Regions from separate parts of the Homo sapiens genome. Here region 1 is linked to region 2. A link is a contact called in ENCODE Hi-C or POLR2A ChIA-PET data. All regions are on one chromosome and are shown on one strand. Each heading gives the region's core, a stretch centred on a gene start or an enhancer-like site at or near the end of the contact. The rest is flanking DNA. Distances are from core to core; before and after follow the strand shown.

Region 1 (3,083 bases), core at 514-3,013, 240 kb after region 2:
AGGAGTTTGAGACCACCCTGGCCAACATGGCGAAACCCCATCTCTACTAAAAAAAAAAAAAAAAAAAAATACAAAAATTAGCTGAGCGTGGTGGCGCGTGCCTATAATCCCAGCTACTCAGGAGACTGAGAAAGGAGAATCCCTAGAACTCAGGAGGTGGAGGTTGCAGTGAGCCGAGATCGTACCACTGTATTCCAGCCTGGGTGACAGAGCAAGACTGTCTCAAAAACAAACAAACAAAAAAGCTACCATTATTATTATTATTACCACGGAATATTATTAGTTGATACAAAACCACTGGAATGAAAAGATTATGATCTTGATATTGGCATAAGTAAATGTATTACTGGCATAGAGTCTAGAATCAGATACAGGTATACATAGGAATTTATAGTTTAATAAACATGGAATTTGAAATCAGTAAATCAAGGACAGTTTATCAATATGTGGTACTACAATAATTGGCCGTGTTTCTGGAGGAAAGAGATATTGTATCCACTATCCCACACCACATACTGAAACACATTCCATGAGTATGAAAGATTTCAATGTTTTTAAAGTAATATGCTGCAGAAGAAAATTAGGAAATCTATATGTAATCTAGAGTTTATGAAGACTTCTTAATGCAAGAGAGGAAACTTAAAAAAGAAAATCTTTTTGAGTTGAAAAATTAACTGCAAAATAGTTACCAGTTCAGTAGATTCACAAAATATTTGATAATGTACATGAACAGTTCTTCATGTTAGTAAAACAGTGTTCAAAATAACTTTATTAACTCCATAAAGGCCACCCACTACAAAGCACAGCAAAAACGATTTCTGGAGAAACTAGAATCACTCCTGCAGAAGTGAATGCCTGATATCAGTGCTATTTTACAACGCGGTATTTTACAACGAGGCCCTGGAACTCACTGTAAGATCTCAGAAAACAATATATTAGTCAAAGAAAAAAAAATCAACATTTACAAAAAGTATCAGCATATTGAATACACAAAGGAATCAACTATTAGAATTTAGCATGGCGTCCAGATAAATGAAATAAGGGGAAATATTGGCCTCAAGTTGAATTGGGCCCGGCGCCGTGGTGCACGCCTGTAATCCCAGCCTTTTGGGAGGCTGAGGCGGGATGATTGTTGGAGCCCAGGAGTTTGAGATCAGCCTGGGTAACATACCTCAACTCTGGGGGAAAAAAAATTAGCCGGGCATGGTGGCCTGCGCCTGTAGACCCAGCTACTCGGGAGGCTGAGGCGGGATGATGGCGTGAGCCCATGAGTTTCGCCCCACAGCACGCCAGCCTGGACTACACAGTGAGACCCTGTCTCAAACAAAAACAAAATAAAAAACTAAAACTAGATTGAATGAATGGAGGAGATAGGCCATATCATGGACTGGCAGGATTATCAAAGGAAGCATCATTTTGAGGGTGCTAGGAACGTGGGAGGAGGTGAGAATAAAAGCTTTTTGTGAGCATTGTGCACATCCTGTGGGGGAGCCCCCACCTCTAACTTTGCCAACACCACCGACCCCACCCTAGGTTAGCCCCGTCCGCAGGGCTGGTTCTAACCTCAGCCTTGTGCTCTGGGCCCCTTTTGGCCTCCATCCCTCAAGGTGAGCAGACTCCAAGGCCTCCAAGGCGTCTCCGTAGCCACTGGGGAGTAAACCAGAATCTCTCTGCCTGAGGTTGTTCAGCTCGGCTGAGGTTGCAGTTCCCGAGCGCTCCTCCAGGTTTGAGGCTGGAGGCGGAAGTGACGTCACGGAGCGCTGCTGTGTTTTCCGGCGCTTTCTCCGCGCCGCCAAACCCGTTTTCTTCCTGGTGGCGTTTGGGCTTAATACAGCTTTGGCGAGGTCGGATGACGGGTGGGAGCCAGCGGTGGAAGGGGTGGCGAAAGTACCGGTTTGCCCCAGGCCGCCGAGGGGCCTCCTTAGAGAGACCTTGCCTGCTCCGCTCGCGTCCGCCGGGGCCGCGCGGGTCCTCCTGGCGCCGCCAGGTTCAAAAAGCCACTCGAGTTGTCACTGCGACGGCCCTGGGCCAGGAGCCGTTTCGGGATCTGTCGTAAGGGCGCTTCCTCACGATTTTTGCAAACACGGTGATTGCCGCTTCAAACTCTTCCAAAGCAATTCTTTGTGACTTTTTTTTTTCCAGAAACAACGAGTTTTCGTCGTTCGAATCAGGTTGACTGGTCCTTCATCCCCCCAATCTCCCGTACCTGGCGAGTCCAGCTCGTCGCGGTGAGTACTGGGGTGAAAGTTGGTTTCGGGGGCTTCTTCCTCCTGTTTTATCTGAGAATTTGTTTTTCTCTTTGCGCATCCTGTATTTACTTTTGACACTCTACATTCAGGTAGAAACATAAAGCTATTTTTTAGGTATCTGGGGTGTGGTTATTTCTCTATGTGAATATAAACGTTTGTAGACCAGAAGTCTTTCTACTGAAGAAAAGCAAGAATACTCAGCTATTCTTTTTATCTGAACTTCCTAGGCCTGTACCTCCCCACAGAGCTTCAAAACGGGCTTTTAGGAAGAAGGAATGGAGGCTTTGAAGTAAGTTGAACATTGCAGGCGTGACACTTAAGGTTTAAATGCTTGGTAATACGTGTCCTGTGGATAAAGACATGTCCTTTTAAAACCATAATACTATTACCCCAGAAAATTTAAAATGTTGTTAATATGTACCCTGTGTAAAAAGGTACAGTTCTCCACTTTGTTCCAATATATGGTTTTGATTGTTTTGGGATCTATTACGTATCCAAGTTTCATGTCTTTTAGTCTCTTTAAAACTAGCAGACACTGTTTATCCGTTATATTGTCTTTTTGCGCAGTCACTCGTTCTTTCAGAAAGTTATACATTTTGGTAGTTCTGATTGTATTCTGTGCCGTGTTTAAATGTATCCTTCATTTATTGGTGTATCCTGTAAATGGATGAGTGTCTGAATGGTTAATTAAGGCATAGTAAAAAAATTCAGCCTAGGGCTGTTCTTAGGGAGGTTGTAAACTAGTGGAGGAGGCTGTCATGTAACCAAGCAAATAAGTGTATTACAAATTGATGAAGGTCTGTAAGTAAAGTAGAGGACAGAATTATTTTCTCT
Region 2 (3,335 bases), core at 48-2,547:
TGGATCATGAGGTCAGGAGATGGGGATCATCTTGGCTAACACCGTGAAACCCCGTCTCTACTAAGAATACAAAAAAATTAGCTGGTTGTGGTCGCGGGCGCCTGTAGTCCCAGCTACTTAGGAGGCTAGGCAGGAGAATGGTGTGAACCCAGGAGGCGGAGCTTGCAGTGAGCCGAGATTGCACCACTGCACTCCAGCCTGGGGGACAGAGAGAGACTCCGTCTCAAAAAAAAAAAAAAAAGAAAAAGAAAAAGAAAAAATAAAGGCCTACAGAAAGAATGACTGAATGGAAGAGACAGACCATGCCATCTATCACTGGCAGGTTTAATATGGAAGAATCATGGAAAGGCTCCAGGAACATGAGGAGCGGCATACAAAAAAGCTTGACACACACACACACACACACACACACACACACACACACACATATATATATATTTTTTCTTTTTGAGATGAAGTCACGCTCTTGTCCCCCAGATTGGAGTGCAGTGGCGCAACCTCGGCTCACCGCAACCTCCGCCTCCCGGGTTCAAGCGATTCTCCTGCCTCAGCCTCCTGAGTAGCTGGGATTACAAGCGCCTGCCACCACACCCAGCTATTTTTTTGTATTTTTAGTAGAGACGGGGTTTCAGCATGTTGGCCAGGCTGGTGTCAAACTCCCGACCTCAGGTGATCCGCCCGCCTTGGCTTCCCAAAGTGCAGGGATTACAGGCGTGAACCACTGGCGCTTGGCCTTATATATATATTTTAATAGAGACAGGGTCGAGCCGGGCACAGGCCTGGGCAACAAGAGTGAAACTCTGTCTCAAAAAAAAAAAAAAAAAAAAAAAGAAAAGAAAAAAAAAGACACACGGTCTTGCTATTTCACTCAGGCTGGTCTGGAACTCTTGGACTCAAGCTATCCACCTGCCTTAGCCTCCCAAAGTGCTGGAATTACAGGCGTGAGCCACTGAGCCCGCCCAGGATAAGCTTTGGAGGAGCATCCTCTGGGGTGCGTCCCATCCCCCATCCCCGCCTTTCCAACCCGTCTGGGCACCTGAAACGCGGGCTAGGCCGGGTCCCACCTCTAAACCGCCCCCAAATATGGGCCCCACCCCTCGCCCACGGTTCCGTCCAGAGGTCCGGTTCTAAACTCATCTTTTTCTCTGAACCCGTTTCTGCATCCCGCTCCCTGAGCCAACCCCAGGCACTGTCCGGCACCCACCCAGGAGGAAACTAGAATTTCTTTGTCCTACGTGCCTGAAACTCAAGCCCTGGAGCCCCACCCGGCCGGAGGCTCGGAGCGGAAGTGACGTCAGTGTGCCACCGCCATCTTTACCGGCTGTGGCTCAGCATGGTCAGTGCCGTTTAACCTTTATTGTGGTGGAGTCCACCCCGCTGTGGTGAGTTCTACCTGCTTGGGGGTCCGGGACATACCAGCGGGGCGGCAAAGGAAGGATTGGGCGTGGTCGCCCAGGAGCCTCTCAGATCCGCCTAGTTTCACTCGCTTTTCTAGGGGCTGTCAGTCCTCCTGGTGCGGCCTCTGGCCAGTTCCGAGAGGCCGCACAGTCCGTCTGGCTGCGTCGGGAAGTGTGTTTGTTCCGCCTCCGCCGGGTGTTTTCTTGAGTACTTTCATCCGCTGTGCTCCTCTCTTGAAAAGCTTGGAAAGCAACCTTTGGGAGTTTTTTTCTTTCCGAAAGGAAAAGGATTTCTGCCCTTCTGGTGAGGTTGGCTCTGGCCCCGCATTCTCCCGCGTCTGGAACCTATCTCTTCCGGCATGTTCCTGGTGAGCAACGGCGGAAAAATGGTTTCAAGAGGGCTGTGACTTCCATTTATTTGCTAAAAAATGTCTCATCTGAGAATCTGGCGTTGTCTTGATGTCCTTTACTTTTTTTTTTTTTTTGATTTGGAGTCTTACTCTGTCGCCCACGCTGGAGTGCAGTGGCACGATGTTGGCTCACTGCAACTTTCACCTCCCGGGTTCAAGTGATTGTTAGATATGAGTTTTAAATTTCTTTTTAAAAAATCAATATGTCAGTATGTTTAATTCTTTGCCTTCTACTTTTAAACTTCTCCGTAAAGCAACCTTTTTCGATCACCTGCTCCACCCTGACTCATTCTGATTACCTGCTCCACCCAGACTTATTTCGATTACTTACTCCACCCTGACTCATTTTCCACCCTGACTCATTCCAATTTCCTGCTCTGTTATAACCATTTTCCCCAACAAACCACTCACCCTGTCACTCTCTTTAAATTAGCCAATTGGAATTAGTTTAGCCTGTGGGGTCTAACCCTAGCCATCGGGGAAGGACAAAGCGGCAGGGGCCACTTTCCTCAAGAATAAGAACCCCTTCCCCTCCCTTGTCCTGGTGTGTGCTCACCATTGCTCCATCTGTGAGGGCACACCCTTCTGTAGAAGTAAATTGCCTTGCTGAGAAAAGAAAATGTTATATTTGAGTGCTTTTTTTTTGTGGCATGAAAACTTTATAACATGATTCACCTGCCTCAGCCTCCCGAGTAGCTGGGATTCCAGGCGTGCACCACCACACCTGGCTAATTTTTTATATTTTTGGTAGAGATGGGGTTTCACCATGTTGGCCAGGCTGGTCTCGAACTCCTGACCTCAAGTGATCCACCCGCCACTTATTTTTGACACATTACATTCAGATGGAAAAAACATAGTTGTTTAGGGTGTGCCCGTTTTTGTATGTAAATATGAACGCGTGTAGACTAAGCCTTTAGTTTTTAATTTTTATTTTCTTGCAGGTTATTTTTTTTCTAATTGTTACCAGCTGCAAGCCTTTCTACTTAAAGCCAGGCCAGATGCACTGGCTCACACCTGTAATCACAGCACTTTGGGAGGCAGAGGCAGGCGGATCACCTGAGGTCAGGAGATCCAGACTAGCCTAGCCAACATGGTAAAACCCTGTCTCTACTAAAAATACAAAAATTAGCCGGGCTTGGTGGTGGGCCCCTGTAATCCCAGCTGTTGGAGATAAAAAAATAAAACGCTGGGTGCTGCAAAGTGAAACCAGCACTCAGGCAAAAGTTTTCTCAGCAACGCAATTTATTTCTATAGAAGGGTGAGTCTCGTGGATGGAGTGATGGCGAGAGTACACCAGATAAGGGAGGGGAAGGGGTTTTTATTTCTAACGCTGGGTCCCTACTTCTGTGTCTCTCCCCCGTGGGTTAGGGTCAGACCGCAGAATCTAAACTGACCCTATTGGCTATCTGTGAATATTTTCCCCAAATAAGGAAGGGTAGGGGGATGTGTGAGTCATGATGGTGGGATGTGCAGTTTCAAAGAGTGGAATAGCTGCAGAATGAGTAGCCAAGGGAACAGATGTGAGTTA

What was found. Hi-C counts contacts between places; a loop is a spot of excess contacts on that map. ChIA-PET counts read pairs that join two places held with the same protein, here RNA polymerase II (POLR2A). Pooled maps may share reads with other maps.
Region 1: a loop to region 2 is called in a map of CD4-positive, alpha-beta T cell, with 10 times the contacts of the local background. The contact joins the promoter of ZNF266 here to the promoter of ZNF562 in region 2. A Hi-C loop is called at or near these places in 1 of 168 maps with a recorded cell type or tissue (CD4-positive, alpha-beta T cell), 7 of 37 single-sample maps with no recorded cell type and 15 of 50 pooled maps. POLR2A ChIA-PET finds 5 or more read pairs at or near these places in 1 of 52 experiments (B cell).

What each region holds. Positions count from the first base shown.
Region 1 is chr19:9,434,253-9,437,335 of GRCh38, reverse strand. It overlaps ZNF266 (zinc finger protein 266), which reads left to right and starts at 1,763. Exons shown (of 11, transcript NM_001370374.1): 1 at 1,763-2,052; 2 at 2,143-2,228; 3 at 2,477-2,538. LOC105372269 (a long non-coding RNA gene) reads right to left here and starts at 1,695. Exons shown (of 3, transcript XR_007067133.1): 1 at 1,564-1,695. RefSeq lists an enhancer at 1,843-1,972.
Region 2 is chr19:9,673,062-9,676,396 of GRCh38, reverse strand. It overlaps ZNF562 (zinc finger protein 562), which reads left to right and starts at 1,297. Exons shown (of 6, transcript NM_001130031.2): 1 at 1,297-1,382. RefSeq lists enhancers at 91-1,090, 1,353-1,412, 1,091-1,590, 1,129-2,328.